Regions from separate parts of the Homo sapiens genome. Here regions 2, 3 and 4 are each linked to region 1. A link is a loop called in an ENCODE intact Hi-C map of the cell type or tissue named here. Cell type or tissue: heart right ventricle. All regions are shown on one strand. Region 1 overlaps NINJ2 (ninjurin 2). Region 2 has its middle 4.2 kb from the start of WNK1. Region 3 has its middle 15 kb from the start of WNK1. Region 4 overlaps LINC02455 (long intergenic non-protein coding RNA 2455).

Region 1 (5,000 bases):
CTATTGCAATTGCCCATTTCCTTGTCTGTCTCCCTCTGCAGATGGAGTGAAGGTACCTGAGCGCAGGAACCATGGTCTTCATTGCTGCCTCAGCATTAGCGGAAGTGCCACGGGCCGGCTCCCAGGGGGCCAGAGTTTCCCAGGAACACCATTGAGTACCACTGAACTAGAGTCTGCAAGTTAAAGTAAGGCAAGAAGGAAAACCGGAAACAACTGTAAAAACCTGACCTTTCGTCACCTTAATACTGGCCATCATTTATCGAGTGCTTATTATGTAACAGACATTGTTCTCAGTGTGTGAGTGCAGTGTTCCTCAAACCTAAATGTGGGCCTGAATCGCAGCGGATCTTGGTAAAATGCAGTTTCTCATTCAGTACCTCTGGGGTGCGGCCTGAGATTCTGCATTTCCAACAAGCTCCCAGGATACTTTGTATAGAAAGGCTTTGGTGTATTAACTAACTCGATCTTCTTAATAATCCTATGAAATACTACTGCTATTCCCATTTTACAGATGAGGAAACAGAGGTTAAGCATATATGAACTTACATCAAAATAAATAGACTGCAGGGCAAGGAGGGAGGGGAGAATAGTGTGGGCAGTGTACAGTGCAGAAACAAAGTTCTAGGCAGAGGAAAAAGGATTTACAGAAAGCCTGGCATACAGGGCAGGGGGACGGGGCCTGCACACGGGGCTGTTTCACCGTTAGACGTTATAAGCACAGTACTTGGGGCTATGGGCTTCCTGAAGGTCCCAAGTATTTGAGACCTGAAAAAAATTTATTGACACCTACATAGGAAAAGTGAACTTTTAAATTAATAATTCCAAAATTCAAATCACGAATTGTTTCAAAAATTTTACATGATAGAATTCATATTTAGTAAGCGATACGGGTATATTTTAATGCATTTGATTTTAAAAACGGGGTAGGGCCTACTAAGAACAGGCCAAGCCCTGGCCCCAGTGGGTTTGGATATAATCCTGAGGGCAGCTGGGAACCACTGAGAGAAGCAGGAGAATGTTCTCTGTGGCTACAGTGAGGAGAATGGATTGGAGGGAGGCCAGACTGGAGGCCCAGTGGCTAGAGACCAGATAGGCAGTTACAGTCTTCCAGACTGCGAGACAATCTCTCTTTAGTGCCAAGATTAGCATAAAATCATAGCATTATATAACCCAATTATTCTTTGATTCCTGCATCCCCAATCTGACTCAGCATTCTAAATTTACTTAAGATCTGGGGACAAGGGTTTTTGGCAAATCCTTGAAGGCAAATGATGTTACAGTCAATCAGTATATGCCTTGAGCCAGACAGACATGGGTACGGGCCTCAGTTCTGCTGCTTGCTAGCTATGTGACTTTGCACAAGTGATTTAACTTCTCTGGGCCTTGGATTCCTTACTGGTAACACGAGCATAATCGATTCCTCACAGAATTAAGTGAGAAAACTATGTATGTAGGACTTCTTATGGAGTGGGTACTTAGAAATAAATGGTAGCCGTTATCATTTATGTGCCTTTGTTCTGAAATCTGCTTAAGTTTTCTCTAGGAAGTAACAGAGGGTAGAATAAATTATTTAGTATTTTCATCAATCTTCTGAGATAAAAATTATTATCCTCATTTTGCAGATAAGGAAAAGGGCTCAGAGATTAGATCACAGCTCTGTGAAGTAGGGGCACAAAGTGGTCAACCTGGAAGAGCTGGACTTTATTTTGCTTGCACTTCTGTCCATGCACTCTCTCCAGCAGTTGACATTTGCCCTCTTTGATGGCTCCACGACCAATTTCCCTTAGTCATGGCATGAGTCAGCTGTGAGGGCTGATGGCACACCACCGAATACTCTGCTGTGGCGCCACTAGCCTCCATTTACCTTCTTCTCCAACGTTTTCCAGCCTCCCTCATACCTTGCCCCCCAGTTTTATAGCTTCTGGATTTTCCTTATTAAAGAGCTTGTTTCTGAGACTCAGAACCGCCCCCGACTGGGATGTCTTCCAGAGTACCTCCCTTTCAAGGGAGCAGATAAGTAGGTCACATCGGGATGGCGAGGGAGGAAGCTGACTTCTTATGGGAGGAGGAAAAATACTGCAGGTCACATGGAGAATGGAAAACAAAATAACAGGGTTTCTCTCTTTTCCTAATTCTCTCACACAATCTCACAGGGACAGCCCGCTGCCAGCCACTACTACTGTGACTAGCATTCTGGAAACAGCACAGGCAGTACTGATTTCTTGGACCTTGAGGACACTAGTGGCAACTTGAGGATAAGCCTTGTCTACCCTGTGCTCCCCTCCATCCTACCTGCCTCCTCTTCAGGCTACTCCATAGCCCCCAGGATATTTTTTTCTCCTACGCAGTGAAGCGAAATCTCAGCTTTTACAGGAGCGTCCACCTCTTGGACTGCCCCTTGAGGGCCTGAAAGCACAGAGCTCTGCAGGGAAGCTCTGTGGGGCAGGAGGGCACTGCCCGTGAGTGCCTGGAGCAGCCCAGGATCCCATTTACAGAGACTCCTTTGCAGCAACCGGGTTAGGTCATGGGCTTTGCAAGATTCCTGCTCCCCTTCCCAACCCTAGTGAAGGCAGTTCACAACAAGGAATGTGGGTGAGCATTAAATTACGTAGATCACCGTGAAAGCCAGAGAAAAAGAGGGACAGAGGAAGGGTGCGGCATTAAAGATCCAATGCTACCAACCCCACCCTGCCCCACTATCCCTTGGGACGGAGCCCTGTTTGAATCATAACACTGGGCGGTCACATTTCTAGGAAACTGCAGCTGAAGAGGAAAGGTCCTGGTTGTGTGAGTGAGGCTGTGTACAGATTAGGACTGAAAATGTGTATCCGGGCAGACAATTGGTCTCTGGACTCCACACCCGAGGCACAAGACAAGCACACAAAACAAAATGACCAAAGCCTGACCCCTCAAACCTGAGGGTAAACAAACCTGCTTCCCTGGACAAGGGTTGTGGAAACAGGGAGTTCACCTCTGGAGAGGCGCAGGGGTTTTCCATTCTCCTGGCGTGGAGCCTGGTCAACTTCTAGCTCAGAGACTCGCTGTTCCAGGATACTGGGAGCTCTTTCACAGAAGCTTGGAGGTGATGCTGCAGACTTTGGGCTGGCACTCTCTCCCACCTGACTTCCACATTGCCCCCTGCCCTCCCTACCCCTGTTCCCAAGGCCCTCAAACTGTTCAGGGGTGCCAGGCCCCTCTGTTCCTTCTCTTCCACCCCTGCAGAAGGCATATTCCCCCATCCCTCAGGTGTCTGTGCCCAGGTGCCCCGTGGGAAAGCCCACTCTTGCCTTCAGTAGCTCTCTTCCCTCTCCTGAGACGCAAGGCTGGGTGACAGGAGACAGACATTCATCTTCACCCGAGCCCTTCATTATGCTTAATCTTTCTAGTGGGGGTGGGCCTGTCAAACACGTCTCTTTCCTAGGTTGGAGTAATCCCAAAGCACCTCTCATCATAGTGGCTGTAAATCCCACAAGTATGTGGCATGCACATAGTAGCACTGACAGTGTGGTGGTGCCCTGCACTGACAGTGTGGTGGTGCCCCACACTGAAACAAGAAGTTTGGACTTGAGAGGCTTAGAACCTTTGTCTTCTTAGAAAGTGACTGGCAGCTCCTCCTCCCTGGCACCTGCTCCAACCTGGGCCCCTTGATCTGCTGACATCTCTGCGTGACTCTGGGTGCGTTGCTTACTCCAGGTCTAGTGCAGGTGCTACAGGACTACCTGGGAGAAAGGAGCCAGTCTTGAAGTCTCCATTTCTCCCATACATCAGTCACTTAACGGATTTAAGTAAGACCTTAGTATGCATCGGGATCACCAGGGGACTTGTGAAAATACAGATTGCAGAAACCCTCATCTCCAGGGTTTCTGATTTGGTGGGTCTAAGGATTTGCATTTCTAACAAGTGATGGGGTGCTGCTGTTCCAGGGACCACATTTGAAAACCACTGAGTTCGAGTATAGCAAAAAGAAAACCTAGGTTTCAGTCCTGCCCTGCCGCTTCCAGGCTCTGTGGTCTTGTCTTTGACCTTCCTGAGCTTCACTTCTGCATCCATTAATGGTGTAGTAATGACCACTGGGTAGTTGGGAGGATTCATTTGCATCATGTGTTTGAAAGACCCTTTCACGGTGCATGGCAAATTGGATACATCAATTAGTCAACAAATACATTTTTTTTTGGATGGAATTTCACTCTTGTCACCCAGGCTGGAGTGCAATGGTGTGATCCTCGGCTCACTGCAACCTCCGCCTCCTGAGTTCAAGCGATTCTCCAGCCTCAGCCTCCCAAGTAGCTGGGACTATATGCACCCGCCACCACACCTGGCTAATTTTTGTTTGTATTTTTAGTAGAGACAGGGTTTCACCATGTTGGCCAAGCTGGTCACAAACTCCTGACCTCAGATGATCCGCCTGCCTTGGCCTCCCAAAGTGTGGGGATTACAGGCGTGAGCCACTGCGCCCGGCCTAACAAACACATATTTATTGAGTAGTCTGTCTGTTGTTCATTAGATACCCAATGCCATGAAGATTCTAAGGCCCAGTTAAACATCACACGTCTCTGGACCTTGATTTTTTCCTCTTTAAAACAAGGGCTAGACCCGTTCATCGGGGATGAACTGACCGAATGAATGGTCGTGTTCATGAGTGTTCTTTGCTCTGCAGAGGCACCTGGGCTCTCAGATAGAGGTCCAGGAAAGGCCTGGACAAGGAATAAAACATTTGGCTGTCACCTGCAAATCTAAGCACCCCATACTCCCATCAGAGTTGGACTTCTGCACAGGACCTGGAAGGCCTATTAGTCTAATAAACCAAATTTGGCCTTCAGGGTCCATCATGATCTGATTCCAACCTACCATTACAATCCTATTTCTCACTTTTCTCTTCCTTTCACCTTAGAGTCTAAACAAATCTATCTACTCATCCTTCCCCAGATATGCCCTGTGTTTTCCTGCCTCCAGCTTTTTGTTCACACTGTTTTCGGCACTAGAATACTCTTGCACTAGTC
Region 2 (5,000 bases), 100 kb after region 1:
CCTTCAAATAATATTATGACATTTCATATATAGTATAAGACCCTAATAACATTATTCTTCCATTTCCTCCTCCTGTCCCTTATGCTATAACCATTATACATTTACTTCTATATATATTATTTTTTTAAAATTTTATTTACTTTAAAAATATTTTTTGTTTTTTAGAGACAGGGTCTCACTATGTTGCCCAGGCTGGTCTTAAACTCCTGGCATCAAGTGATGCTCACACCTCGGCCTCCCAAAGTGTTAGGATTACAGGCATGAGCCTCCATGTCCCGCTTACTTCTTCATATATTATAATGCATATTATACCTTGTTTTTACGTTTGCTTGAAACCATCATTTACCTTTTAACATGACTAATAAAGTGCCTTTTATGTTTTCTTTTATTTATTTTCTTTTTTATTTTCTGGGCTTTTATATTTTCCAACATATTTTTTTTCTGGTATTTTCATTCCTTGTTTAAATCCTAATTTACTACTCCTTTTACTAATATACTAATACTTTCCTTTAAAAAAATTATTGCAATGCAGGTCTGCTTGCAATGAATTCTCTCACCAAAAAATATATCTAGGTTGGATGAGGAGTAGTGGTGAAACAGTCCAACAGGTGTATTTTGTAAAAGCTTCCTAGGTGATTCTGATAAATCTTTTCCTGTGAGAGCATGTTAAAGCCTGGGACATTTTAAATATTTCCCCCTATGTTCTTTCCAGATAATGTGAAAAACTTATACTTGGTAATGTCTTATGGTGACATACTGTGCAGCTATTAAAGAACGATGTTTCCAGAGAGTATGTAATACACTGGAAAAGCTTACGACATAATTATAAAATTTTTATCTGTCTGGAAAGAAATACGCCTACATATTAAAGGTTGCTATCTATGGCTGGGTAGATTTTCTGGTAATTTTCACTTTCTTCCATACTTTATTCTGTAACGTTCAAATTATCTGCAACGAGTGACAATGTGTTAAGAAATTCACAAAATAAAGAGATGAGTATTCAGCTGGGCACCGTGGCTCACGGCTGGCCAACATGGTGAAACCCCACCACTACTAAAAAGAAAAATAAGCCGGGCATGGTGGCGTGTGCCTGGAGTCCCAGCTTCTTGGGAGGCTGAGGCAGGAGAATCACTTGAACCCGGGAGGCAGAGGTTGCAGTGAGCCAAGATTGCACCACTGCACTCCAGCCTGGGCGACAGAGTGAGACTCCGTCTCAAAAAAGAAACAACAAAAAAGATCTGAGTATTCCCCAGAAGTAATTCTCCTTTTCATTTTGGTGTGTACTACCTAGACTTTTTCTGCATGCCTTTAAATACACACAGAAACAGAATTTTTTAAAAAAATACAAGATGTGATATAGTGCATATTATTCTGAAACTTGAGCCTTTCACTTAATAGTTATGGCACCACATACATATTTCCCTCCTTTTTTCCTACTGTTGCATGGTGTACCCCAAACTGGAAATACCATAGTTTAGCTATTTTCTTATTGATGAACATGCAGATCATTTGGATTTTTTGTTACAAATAAAGCCATAGTGAAAGGTTTTATGTTTTGTTTTTGTTTTTTAGAGACAGGGTCTTGCTCTGTCACTCAGATTGGAGTGCAGTGGCGTGATCATAGCTCACTGCAGCCTCGACCTCCTGGGCTCAAGTAATCCTCCCACCTCAACCTCCCAAGTAGCTAGGACTACAAGCACACACCACTGCACCTGGCTATAGTGAATATTCTTATAGATATTTCTTTCCTTTTTTTTTTTTTTTGAGATGGAGTCTTGCACTGTTGCCTGGGCTGGAGTGTAGTGGCACAATCTCGGCTCATTGCAACCTCCACCTCCCGGTTCACGTGATCCTCCTGCCTTAGCCTCCCGAGTAGCTGAGGTTACAGGCACACACCACCACACCCGGCTAATTTTTTGTATTTTTAGTAGAGACGGGGTTTCACCATGTTGGCCAGACTGGTCTCGAACTCCTGACCTTGTGATCCACCCGCCTCGGCCTCCCAAAGTGTTGGGATTACAGGCGTGAGCACCCACCCTCTTATAGATATTTCTTAGGAAACACGTGCAAGTATTTTTCCAAGGTAGGTACCAAAAAGAAAGAAAAAGACGATGCACATTGTACGTTTTAATAATTGCTAACAAATTGCCCTCAAAAAAGCTTGTACCAATTTACCGTATCATTAACAGCACGTTTCTCCACATCCTCGCCAACACTTGATATTATGAATCCCTAAAAATTTTGCAAATTGCCATGATGGGGACACTAAAAAAAAAAAAAAAAAATTTTTTTTTTTTTTTTTTTTTGCTCAATTTAGACCAGGCGTGGTGGTTCACGCCTGCAATCCTAGCACGTTGGGAGGCTGAAATAGGAGAACTGCTTAAGTCCAGGGAGTTCAGACCAGCCAAGGTAACATAGTGAGACTTCATCTCTACAAAAAATTTAAAAATTAGCTGGACATGGTGGTGCACACCTGTGGTCCCAGCTACTCGGCAGGCTTGAGCCTAGAAGTATGAGGCTACAGTGAGCTGTGATTGCACCACTGCACTCCAGCCTGGACAACAGAATGAGACTCTGTCTCAAAAAAAGATAATTTTTCAATTTTATGAGAGAAAATATTATATTTTAATCTGCATTTTGCTAGTTACTGAGTTTCAGCATCTTTTTCATGTCTATTTTTGTTATTTGCATTTACTGCTTTATTTTATTTTATTTTTTTTTCTGAGACACAGTCTCGCTTTGTTGCCCAGGCTGCAGTGCAATGGTTCAATCTCGGCTCACTGCAACTTCCACCTCCTGAGTTGAAGCGATTCTCGTGCCTCAGCCTCCCGGGTAGCTGGGACTATAGGCGCGCACCACCATGCCCGGCTAATTTTTGTATTTTTAGTAAAGACGGGGTTTCACCATGTTGGCCAGGCTGGTCTCGAGCTCCTGACCTCAAGTGATCCTCCCACTTAGGCTCCCAAAGTGCTGGGATTACAGGTGTAAGCCACCATGGCATTTACTGCTTTGTAAATTATCTTTTCATATCCTCCTTTTCTATACAGTGGTTTGCCTTTTTCTCAGTGATTTAAGAGGGTTTTTTTCCCCCCATATCTTTTGGATATTAATCTTTTGTTATACAGTCTCCAGAGTTTTTCTGGCAGTTTGTCACTTGTGTTTTGTTGAATAGATTATCAATTTTGATATTGTCAAATATTTTCCTTTGTGGCTCTTGGATTGCTCTTTGAAGCCCTTTAGTACCCTATGTTCTCCTACATTTAAAAAATTATTTAGAGATATTTTTTAAAAGTTTGGTTCTTCAATTTATGTGGAAATTAATTTTGTGAACAGTCTGAAGTAAACACTGACCTCATTTATTTTTCAAATGAATAACTAATTGTCCAAGCACTGTTTATTATTTTGCCCTACTGACTTCAAATGCCATTTTCTATATGAAATTCCCATACATACATGAGACTGTTTCTGTACTCTCTCTTCTGTTCCATTGCCTATGCTTATCTCAATACCATATAGATTTAATTTTATGGTTTTATAATATACTTTGATATAGGGAAAATCCCACCCCCTTTATTTCATTTATAATATAAAGTTCTTAAAAAACTATTCTTCATTGTTTATCTGCCTGATTCTCACTTCCTACTTCCAGATGACAGGGTTCCAGACGACAAAGAGGTAAAATAAAAATTACCCATAGGCAAGACAAAGGAGCATGGGAAAATGAGGGAAAGGAGACAAAAAAAAAAAAAGAGAAATGCTCTTAAGGTGGGACAATTTTTCCCCTACACTTCAAGAAGCAACTTTATGTATCAATATTTTGCCACATTCAAAGTAAGGTAGATTTTGTGTGTTTAGGATATTTCAGCCACTGTCTAAATCAAAGGTGTCTCTGACTTTCATTGCTAGCTAGTTACCAATGGCAGAAACCATGTAAACAAAAAAATGTGAATGGAAGGGAATAGAAAGAAACATGAATCAATCAATGTGAGAACATGAACAAGAACTAGAGAGAATAGAGACATGGTGAGACAGAATAACATACTTGTATTCTTCTTGTGGAACCAAATGTAAGGAAGTCAAACCTCTGAGCTTAGTGCATTCATTGTATCCTGGGTTCTTTGTTATCTCTGTTTACAGTCACTTGATGTTTTATATGGAACATAGAGAGGTTGATTCTTTACTGGATAATTGAAGTGACAGAGAAAGGAAAAGTACTATTAGGAATTATAGTAATGAGTAACAGAAAATACCATTTACTTGGAGGTAGGTTGGTAAGCATTAAAAAGAACTGAGTGAGCTGGGATCAAGCCACTGTACTGCAGCCTGGGCGACAGAGTGAGCCTCTCTCAAAACAAAACAAAACAAAACAAAAACTGAGCAAAAAAGTGTTTGTTAGTAAAATACGCACACTAAATAATATAACCTTTAAATCTAATCATTGTACATAATAAGATTATATTCAACTTAAAATTGTATCTGTTTTCATTGTAAAGCTAATATTACACAAGTGGGAAAAGCTGTCTCCTAGGCAAGTGTGGTTTTAAGTCAACAGTTAATTAAATTACTTACAATGAATTTAGTTGTTCCTGGTTGAAAAGACATGTTGATAGGGCATGGTGATTATCAAGGGACTTGTGTCCAATGCAGTGTGGCCAAAGTTTCAGGGCTCAGTAAACAGGAACAGGCAATAATAAAATCCTTTAACAACCACTCACACAAAAATATCCTAATTTTTTCATGGTGCCAAAAGGGAACATTGTGATTTACTGATCTTCTTTTAACTTGCCAATTTGTAATTAGCTGCCTTATGTTTAAAATCAGACTATTTTTCCTAGTGAAGCAACAATTGGGTAAGTTTTATTTTACTCAAAAGTACAATAAAAATGTATTTTACAGCCATTTCTTCCCTTGCTTACATTAGGTTTACGGTTAGAAAAACACTCTTAATTCCATTTGCCATAATGAGATTATTTACCATTACCAATAGCAAACGAATGAAA
Region 3 (5,000 bases), 91 kb after region 1:
GTCTGCCTTGGCCTCCCAAAGTGCTGGGATTACAGGCATAAGCCACCACGCCCGGCCAAGCTTCTTGAAAATTAATTTGTCATAAATGTGAGGAATTATTTCTGAATGCTCAATTCTATTTCATTGATCTCTACATTTATTCTATCCTAATGCCACACTGTCTTGATTACTGTAGTTTTGTAGAATGTTTTGAAATCAAGAAGTGTGCTTTAACTTTGTTCTTTTTCGCAATTGTGTTGATGATTCTCTTGAAATTTTACACAAATTTTAGTATTAGCTTGTCAATTTTTGCAAAGAAGCCAAGTGGAATTTTAATAGGGATCACACTGAATCTGTAGTTTAATTCGGAAGTATTTCCATCTTAACAATATTAAGTCTTCTAAACAGAACATGAGATGTCTTTTTATTAATACTTATTTAGGCATTTAACTTCTTTTCACAATGTTTTGTAATTTTTTTTAAGACTAGTCTAGTCCAGTAGTGAGAAGGGGAAAGAATAGACTAGGGAGTTTACAAGATCTGTCAAGTTTTGTAATTTTTAGAGTATAAGTTTTGAGAATAAGTTTAGAGTACAAGTTTTGTACTTCTTTTGTTAAACTTATTTCTAAGTGTTTTATTCCTTTTTATGCTTTTGTAAGTGGAATTACAGGGGCCAGGCACGGTGGCTCACGCCTGTAACCCCAGCACTTTGGGAGGCTGAGGCAGGTGTATCACTTGAGGCCAGGAGTTTGAGACCAGCCTGGCCAATATGGTGAAACCCTGTCTCTACTAAAAATACAAAAATTAGCTGGATGTGGTGACGCATTCCTGAGTCCCAGCTACTAGGGAGGTCGAGGCTTGAGAATTACCAGAACCTGGGAGGCGGGGGTTGCAGTGAGCCAAGATCACGCCACTGCACTCCAGAGAGAGAGACTCTGTCTCAAAGAAATAAGTAAATAAATAAACAAATAAATGGAACTACAATACAGTAAATGTCAGGATCTTGAGCAAATAACTCTGTTTCCTTAAGCCACAGTTTCCTTACCTATTTTTGAAAAGTGGTTGTGGGCCCCAGATAGGACTGGATTGAACTCTAAGTGCCTTTCAAGCTTCTTCTAAGACCCTGTTTTATGATTCCGTTTAAGTCACTTTTTTTCTCCAGGAAGGTACTATTTTATACGCTCCATTCAATGTAACTGAAAAAATACAAGGTAGATAAAAAACACTTTTTGTTCTTATTTTGGGATGATGGGAAGGGGTGCTAAGGAATCTGTCTAACAAAGACAAGGATTAGGAAATGACAGACTCCTGGAGTTGAAAGTGTCCTTAGAGGCCATTCATTCCAGCCTAAGGTCCAATGTGGAAATTGCCCTTGGTATCGCTGACTGATGATCCAGCTCCTTCCTGCTTGAACATTTTCTGTAGCAAGGAGTTCATTGGCTCACACAACAGTCGATTCCAGTTTAGGGAAGCTTTAATCATTAGCAAATTGTTGCTTATATTAAAGCTGAAATCTGCCTCCTTGTGACTTTCACCCTTCTGCCTGTTGGAACCATACAGAATAAATCTCATCCATTTTACACACACAAGTCCTTCGGATAGTTGAAGAATGTCATCTTGTCCCCAACGCAAATTATCTTATCCACGCTATGTTTCCCAGGTTTCTTCAACAACTTTCATAGGACGTGATTTCCAAACCTTTTGCCACCCCAGGCTCCAATATTTGGCACTTGTTTTGTCAATTTCTTCTTTAAAAATAGTAGTCAGACTGAGTGCAGTGCCTCATACCTATAATCCCAGCATTTTTGGAAGCCAGGGTGGGAGGATTTCTTGAGCCCAGGAATCCTGGCCTGAACAACATGGCGAGACTCTGTCTCTACAAAAAATTAAAAAATTAGCTGGGTGTGGTGGTGTGTGCCTGTAGTCTCAGCTACTTGGGAGGCTGAAGTGGGAGGATCACTTCAGATCACTTCAGCCTGGGAGTTTGAGGCTGCAGTGAGCCGTGATCACACCACTGTGACAGAGCGAGACCCTGTTTCCAAAAAAAAACTTTTTAAAGTAGTGGTCAGGGCTGGGCACAGTGGTTCACACCTGTAATTCCAGTACTTTGGGAGGCTGAGGCAGAAGGATCACTTGACCCCAGGAGTTCAAGACCAGCCTGGACAACATAGTGAGATCCCATCTCTAAAATTAAAAAAAATATATAGTGGCCAGAACTGAGCATCATACTATCTATTAATGGTTCTTAAGCTTTTTTTTTTTTTTTTTTTTTTGAGGAGGTGGGGGTCAAACACACCTTTGGGAGTCAGGTGAAAACTATGTACCCTTCCTATAAAAGAATATAGACACAAAATTCTTTATTTGCTGAGGCATGGTGTTAATATTAATCAACAAACCAACCAAGGCTGTGTCTCGGAAGATTTAGTTGGTGTTTCTTTTAGTGTTTACTGAGTCATTACGATGTTGAATAGTACAGATCAGGGACAAAATTTGGCATGTGCCTGAGGTCCTCCCTCTGTACAGCTGTGCTCTTGATATCTTCCAGCTCACATTTCTCCATTGTGCCCATGAAAATATCCTAATAGACTTCGTAATAAGCCTTGATAAAAATAAAAGGACACCATGTCTTATAGCATTTCCTTGATTCAGCAGGTTAGTGTTCTTATCAGAAAAGGAAATGGGCATTATGACAAGGCATTAGTTTTAGAGTTGATGCCATATTTATCATGTTATGCAACAGTCGTGCTTCCGAGATTTGTGCAAATAATATACTAATAATAACCAACATATATAGAACTTACTGATAGGCGCTGTTCCAAAGGGGTTACACCCACTTGCGAATTTAATCTAACAACCGATGCAGCGGGTGCTGCTATTATCCACGTTTTATAGATGAGGGAAAAGGCAGAGGGAGATTAAGGAGCTCGGACAAGTTAAGTAGCTACTAAGTGACAGAGCCAGGGTTTGAACCCAGGGTTTGTCTAGAGAATTCATGTGCAAATACAGCCTGGTAATTTTAAAATCTCAGACTTAGAGGAACACTGAGCTTTTAATAATTATCTGCAAATTTGGTTTCCTCCCTCAGGATGTCTATCCTGGTTCCACGCTGTTTACCTGTCAAAGAGAATGAATAGAGCATCCTTAGCGCTTGCTATTTGCCCAGAAAAATATGTTTTCAGGTAGGCAAGTTTCTTTCTAATCAGTAAATACGAGAGGGGGAAAATCCTAAGACTCACTAAGATTCAGTGTCTTGGGTTTAGATGGAGGTTATATTTGGACATACAATTACCTGCTAGTAAAGTTAGTCACTGTGTAGGTGACTCTACGGCCGAACTCATCCCCTTTCTGTGTCTCAGTTTCCCCATATATTTTATTCCAGTTTGCACCCTTCCTCAAAGGGACTGTGGGAGAAAGAGGATAAGTGTATGAGTTTGAGAAAAAGATAGCAGAAAAATACAAGGTGCCATTAGAAGTTATCTGTCCTGAACAATAAGCCATTACAGACCAATAAACAGGCCAGGCACGGTGTCATGCACCTGTAGTCCTAGCTACTGGGGAGGCTGAGGTGGGAGGATCATTTGAGCCCAGGAGTTAAAGGCTGCAGTGAGCCGAGATCATGCCACTGCACTCCAGCCTGGGCGACAGGGTGAGACCCTGCCCGCCCCTGCCAAAAAGAAAAGAAAAGAAAAGAAAAAAATTTTAAAAGACCAATAAACACCGTTTTGGAATTAAAACTACTGTAAAATAACGAACTTGAGTGGGCCATTGCATCACCTTTTAAAAATACAGATATGCAAGCCCAGCTAGAAAACTAATCCTAAATTTAACATGAGGATTAGGCCTGCCGTCCTCATTTAAATTAAGAGTCACATAAATTGCCGGCTATAACTTCAGGGACTATTGTTAATGAGGGATTTTAACTGTGAAGTGGACTGTTGTCAGGATCAGGAAGCAGGTCAGACTTTATTTGACACAATATTGCATGTCCCTTGTGCCTCTATTTTTACCTAAAAAAATATAAAAACTGACTGGGAAGGCCCTTTAAAACCCCAGTTAATATCATAGAAATACTAAAAGCTTATAGTGTGTTAGAAGCTGACAAGCTATCATAATATCTAAATGGATCTGTTGACCTTTAAAATGGAGCTTGGCTCTCATGTCCATTTGTCACAATTTCCTACTTATTTCCTTCCCCACCTTTTCCCCATTGTCAACTCTTGTTATTCTCAGTGGTCATGGAAAAAAAAAATTACTTTGAGGGCCTTAATGTGATTGAAAACAACACAGACTGGCAGGTCATCCCTCCTCCTTACTGGACTATTTCTAACTGGGCTCATTACAGAGCCTCTAAACAGTGAGAGTGAAAAGCCTCGAACACAAAGCTCGTTAAGGAATTCATTTTGGTCTTCCCCTCACTCCTCACCACAATGCTCTAGTGATTATATTCAGTCCAATTATGTATGTTCTACATGTAATTAAAATGTACAAGATGATCAGATTGCATAAGCTTTGAAATGGTCTTCTTATAAAACAGAGTATCATTAATATTAGAGTGGAGAGAGAAACCGAATTTTGCAAAGAAGGAATGAATGCGAGATTGAGCTAGAGGAGATTGGATGAATGGGTTAGTCAAGCTGGGATGGAGAAGTAATGAATACGAAGCTCTATATCTTATATTTAGTATTTAAATAATTATAGTAATAATTTTTTAAAACCTTTATTTTTTCTTCTTTTGTTTTGAGACAGAGTCTAGCTCTGTTGCCCAGGCTGGACCACAGTGGCACAATCTCGACTCACTGCTACCTCTGCCTCCCGGGTTCAGGGTTCAAGCGACTCTCCTCCCTCCGTTACTGAGTAACTGACTACAGGCGCGCAACCACATCGGCTGATTTTTGTATTTTCAATAGAGAAGTGGTGTCACTGTGTTGGCCAGGCTGGTCTCGAATTCCTGGCCTCAAATGATCCACCCACCTCAGCCTCCCAAAGTTCTGGGATTACAGGCATGAGCCACCACACCTGGC
Region 4 (5,000 bases), 56 kb after region 1:
AGTAACAAGTTCTCTCCATTATAAAAGGCAGAAGTGGGATTCATCTGTCAAGGCCTGGCTCTTTCCACACCAAAGGAAAATCAATCAGGCATCCTACAGGCCGTTAGCCACTAGAGGGGCCGGATGAGTTGGGTGGCTTAGAGCACTGTTCTCTAACTTGAGCACGAAGCAGAATCTCCTGGCCTTTTAAAACACAGAAGACCCCACCTCTGAGTTTCTGGTCCTGTAGGTCCGGAGTGGAACCAGACACTTTACATTTCTAAGAAGGTGTCAGTCCATCCAGAACCACACCTTGAGATTAACTACCTTAGAGCTAATAGTCTCCAGGAATGGAAAACGCACTTCCCAGTTCATGTCCTACTGGCAGTGGAGTCAGGGAACGTGACAGTGTCACTCTTGTATGGGAAGGCCAACAGATCCCCAAGTGCCCTTAGAATAGAGTTCCCCATGTTCTGAGAGTTGATAGAAACATGTGTTCTTGACTTCTGATTCCACTGCAAGATTTCACCCACAAAATATTTTCATTCTTGAATGTGCATGGTTACAATCAATCCTCGTTATTCCTGGATTTCATATTGGGAATTTGCTACTCTCTGAAATTTATTTGGAACCCCCAAATCCATCCTTGCAGTACCTTCAGTCGTTCACAGACATGTGCAGAGAAGTGAAAAGTTTGAGTCACTCAAACCAAGGTGATGCACATTCCTGCCGCAGTCAAACAAAGCCAGGCCCTGCCTTCTTGTTTTAGCTCTCCACGGTAATGCGGTGTCCTTCCTATTTGCAGTACATGTAATGTTATGTTTTGACATTTTTGTGCTTTTTTTGGTGATTTTGCTCTTTAAAAAATAGTCCCCAAGCATAGTGCTGAAGTGCTGTCTACTGTTCCTAAGTGCAAGAAAGCTGTAATATGCCTTACGGAGAAAATATGTGTGTTAAATGAGCTTCATTCAGGCGTGAGTGACAGTGCTGTTGGCCATAGATCTAATGTTAATGAATCAACAATATATAATAAGTATCTTTAAACACAAACACACATAATTGATTGGTTGATGAAAAATGTGATCAGAGGCCGGGCACAGTGGCTCACGCCTGTAATCCCAGCACTTTGGGAGGCTGAGGCAGGCAGATCACGAGGTCTGGAGATCGAGACCATCCTGGCTAACACGGTGAAACCCTGTCTCTACTAAAAATACAAAAATTAGCCGGGCTTGGTGGTGGGCACCTGTAGTCCCAGCTACTCGGGAGGCTGAGGCAGGAGAATGGCGTGAACCCGGGAGGCGGAGGTCGCAGTGAGCCGAGATCGCGCCACTGCACTGCAGCCTGGGCAACAGAGCGAGACTCCGTCTCAAAAAATAAAAATAAAAAAAAGAAAAATGTGATCGGAGGCTCACAGGAACCTCACCCTGTGTTGCCCCTAGGAGCAATGTTTCAGTATTCACAGTAACCTTATGGAAAATGAGAATCGGCTGTATATCGTAGGGAATCTGAAGGCTCAAGGCACATGGAAGAACCACAAAAATCAAGACAAGAAAAAAATGGAAAAAACCTGAAAATTGACTCAAAGGCTTGGCAAATGCAAACACATATATATAATATAAAAATTTTATTTTATTTTTTTACAGAATGGGGTCTCACTATGTCACATATCATGTTGTTTCTCTAGTTATTTGATATGCCAGAATACAGGAAATGGTTAGGGAAAAGAGTTGTTGCAACGTCTCCGCCTTCTCCTGTTATCCTTACAGACGACATTTTGTCTGTAAAAAGTGAATCTCATGCCCCCATCCTCATCAACTCTGTCCTTCAAGAACTGTCAGAAGCCTGTGTGGTAATAATGCCAGGCTTCTCACGTTCAGTGCCTGGGCCTGGAGGGAGGAAGGGTCGGGTCCTTGCAGCTGCTGTTTATCTCACTTCTGTTGTAACCAGAGAACAATGGGTCCTGCTAAGGGAGGGATGAGAATAATACTTCCATTGTTGGCACAGCAACTAAAGATGGGGCTCTGAACTTGGGGATCAGTTCCCGCTCCTCTCCTTGCATTCTGAGTATTCTCAGAAGCACGGCCACTTTTCAAAGATATACTGTTATGCTGGGAAGCCAGGGGAGGAATCTAGTATCCAATACAACCTTGAACCATGCACACACTAAGAATGCAAATAGTCGGGCGTGGTGGCACATCCTGTAATCCCAGCGCTTTGAGAGGCCGAGGTGGGAGGATCGCTTGAGGCCAAGAGTTCAAAACCAGCCTGAGTGACATAGTGAGACCCCCTTTCTCTACAAAAAATAAAATAAATTAGCCAGGTGTGGTGGTGCATGCCTGTAGTCCCAGCTACATGGGAGGCTGAGGCAGGAGGATCACTGGAGCCCAGGAGATCAAGGCTGCAAGTGAGCTATAATCATGCCTTTGCCCTCCAGCCTGGGCAATAGAACGAGACCAGGTCTCTAAAATAATAATAATAAGAAGAAGAATACAAATAAATGGCCTGGAACTCAGACCATACCTATTTGATAGAACGCCATCTTCACAGGTTTGGGTGGGGTAAACTCTTCGGAATCCTCCAGCCCACAGCGTAAGCGTAGCAGGACTAACACGTCTGGGAAGAGGTTCAGCTCACACAGATGGGATAGTGGCAGGACTCTCATTTAGTCACAGTAATTAAAGATGATTGTCAGTTAAGTATACGAAGATGCTCTAACCTTTTTTTTTTTAAGTTCTAGCTTGGAAAATGTGTGATTTTTATATATGTCATCACAGTCTTCATTCACTCTGTCACAGAATCAAGACCGATTCCGTGTGCTCTTGACGATTCTGTTACACTCCTGCAGGTACAGTTTCCTTCCTCTGGGACATGTGATGGCTCCGTGTAAAGGGGATGGGAGGGACTATTTTCTTACCATGAGGTTTACAGGTTTCCATTCCTGTGTTGTTTACAGGTTTCCATTCCTGTGTTATGTTCAGAGAATGCACTGTATTTGCATTTGAAATGTGCCTACTTTGACAGTTCCTAGCAATTGGTCAGTAGGAGGCTGGAGCTTGAAAAATGCGTAGGAGGAAGGTGAAATAGAATGGGATGGCTGCAAAGAGGAAGAGGGAGTGGGAATCCCAAGCAATTTTCAGTTTTGCTACCACTAAGATTCTTTTTTTGTTTGTTTGTTTTTTGTTTTTTGAGACGAAGTCTTGCTCTTGTCCCTAAGGCTGGAGTGCAATGGCATGATCTCGGCTCACTGGTTCAAGCGATTCTCCTGCCTCAGTCTCCCGAGTAGCTGGGATTGCCACCACACCCGGCTAATTGTTGTATTTTTAGTAGAGATGGGGTTTCACCATGTTGGCCAGGCTGGTCTCGAAATCCTGACCTCAGGTGATTCGCCCGCCTCGGCCTCCTAAAGTGCTGGGATTACAGGCATGAGCCACTTAAAAATGGTTAAGATGGTAAATGTTATGTGTTTTTTAATCTCAATTTTTAAAAACGCTTCATGAGGACAGACTTCAAAATTAAATTTTGGCAAGGGGACATTTTTAAGAGAGCCTTTCTCAAACTTGCTTATGGATATATAATTCTCCAAAAATGGTAATAAATCTGAGATCTTGCCCAGTTGTAAGCCTTGGAAAGAGAGATGGCAATTTTTCCCCAAAGTATGCAACCAGAGAAAGACACAGCCTTGAAGAACCATGAAAAAGAAGAAGAAGAACAAGCAGGAAGTTCTCAGGGGAAATAGTGCCAAGTGCAGGCGAGCCTGCCATAAGCGACAAGCGTTGATATGTGGTGTCTGAGGGGACAGGCACTTCTTGGGTCCTGCAGGGGTACTCTGAGTGAGGAAGAATGAGAAACAGCGTGGAGCAAGCCCTTGGGTTCACTCAGGGCTGCGAACTAACTGAAGGTAGTTGCATGCCATGGCCAAAATAAACTGGAAGGAAAAACCATTTGTTGTGACTTTGTTGTGAGTGTAATCACAATAGCAGGTGCTAAACAGGAAGAACCCAGAAAACAATTCTTGAAACCCCATTCAGCGCCTCTGGAGAAAAATGCCTCAAAGTGCTCCAAGACTAGAGTTTGGAAAGCAAAGACGGGCCAGGCACAGTGGCTGACACCTGAAATCCCAGCACTTTGGGAGGCTGAGGTGGATGAATCATTTGAGGTCAGGAGTTCAAGACCAGCCTGGCCAACATGGTGAAACCCCATCTCTACTAAAAATACAAAAAAATTAGCCAGGCGTGGTGGTGCATGCCTGTAATCCCAGCTACTTGGAAGGCTGAGGGAGGAGAATCGCTTGAACCTGGCGGGTGGAGGTTGCAGTGAGCTGAGATCATGCCACTGTACTCCAGCCTGGGAGACAGAGAGAGACTCCATCTCAAAAACAACAACAAAAACAAGAAAGCAAAGATGACAACGGGCGTGGATCAGTGTGTGGACTCTAGTAGCCTGGGACAGGAGCTGAAGACATGCTGTGATCATGGATCCAAGTCCCTCTTGCATCCTTGGCTGCCAGATGGTGATCTGGCCTCGGCCTTGGCTCACAACAGTGAAAGAGAAGCCAAACAGACAAACCAAGAGGAAAGCTAAACCTTGTAGGGGTTTGATTTCAGAGTAACCCCAGCCAACTGTCAACCTGAAACCACTTTCTCAAGGCATTATGACTACCAGGTGCCCAAGCTAGAAATGCCCTATGTAATGCACACATCACAATTACCTGTCCCGCTCATAAATCCACCTTGTTTCCTTTTCCAAAGGCCCTTAAACATTGCCTTAATACAATTAAGATGATACAGGTTGCCCTGGATGCTGCTGAAGAGGTCCCTTTGGAGTATTTTAAGTACTGTTTTCCTTCCTTACCTCCTTTTTTCCTTCCTTCCCTCCCTCTCTCCCTCCTTCCTTCTTTCGTTCCTTCCTTTCTTCTTTCTTCCTTCCTTTCTTCCTTCCCTCTCCTCCTTCTGTCCTTCCTTCCCTCCTTCCTTCCTTATTGTGGCAAAACATCCATATCAACATTTACCTTTAAAAAAAGG

What was found. Hi-C counts contacts between places; a loop is a spot of excess contacts. Peaks named below come from ENCODE experiments on the same cell type or tissue, not always from the same donor. Only the 100,000 strongest peaks of a DNase experiment are listed, where the experiment ranks them.
Region 2: it touches region 1 in a loop (7-fold over the local background); 74 of 110 quality-filtered maps call a loop at or near these places.
Region 3: a loop joins it to region 1, with 2.4 times the contacts of the local background. A loop is called at or near these places in 6 of 110 quality-filtered maps.
Region 4: it touches region 1 in a loop (2.5-fold over the local background); 8 of 110 quality-filtered maps call a loop at or near these places.

What each region holds. Positions count from the first base shown.
Region 1 is chr12:643,918-648,917 of GRCh38, forward strand. The region is part of intron 1 of NINJ2 (ninjurin 2); the gene reads right to left. It overlaps NINJ2-AS1 (NINJ2 antisense RNA 1), which reads left to right. Exons shown (of 5, transcript NR_122124.1): 5 at 42-1,961. Among named protein-coding and RNA genes, the nearest start is that of NINJ2-AS1, 16 kb to the left of the region's middle. RefSeq lists enhancers at 1,448-2,647, 2,666-2,960. In heart right ventricle, no CTCF peak of the experiment used is centred here; DNase peaks (open chromatin) are centred at 67, 1,974, 2,724 and 2,984; H3K4me3 peaks cover 1,879 bases; H3K27ac peaks cover 4,863 bases.
Region 2 is chr12:745,928-750,927 of GRCh38, forward strand. No RefSeq gene overlaps it. Among named protein-coding and RNA genes, the nearest start is that of WNK1, 4.2 kb to the right of the region's middle. In heart right ventricle, no CTCF peak of the experiment used is centred here; no DNase peak of the experiment used is centred here; H3K4me3 peaks cover 380 bases; H3K27ac peaks cover 1,043 bases.
Region 3 is chr12:734,716-739,715 of GRCh38, forward strand. No RefSeq gene overlaps it. Among named protein-coding and RNA genes, the nearest start is that of WNK1, 15 kb to the right of the region's middle. In heart right ventricle, no CTCF peak of the experiment used is centred here; no DNase peak of the experiment used is centred here; H3K27ac peaks cover 2,558 bases.
Region 4 is chr12:700,175-705,174 of GRCh38, forward strand. All of the region lies in intron 1 of LINC02455 (long intergenic non-protein coding RNA 2455), which reads right to left. All of the region lies in intron 1 of LOC101929432 (a long non-coding RNA gene), which reads left to right. Among named protein-coding and RNA genes, the nearest start is that of LINC02455, 14 kb to the right of the region's middle. In heart right ventricle, no CTCF peak of the experiment used is centred here; no DNase peak of the experiment used is centred here; H3K27ac peaks cover 870 bases.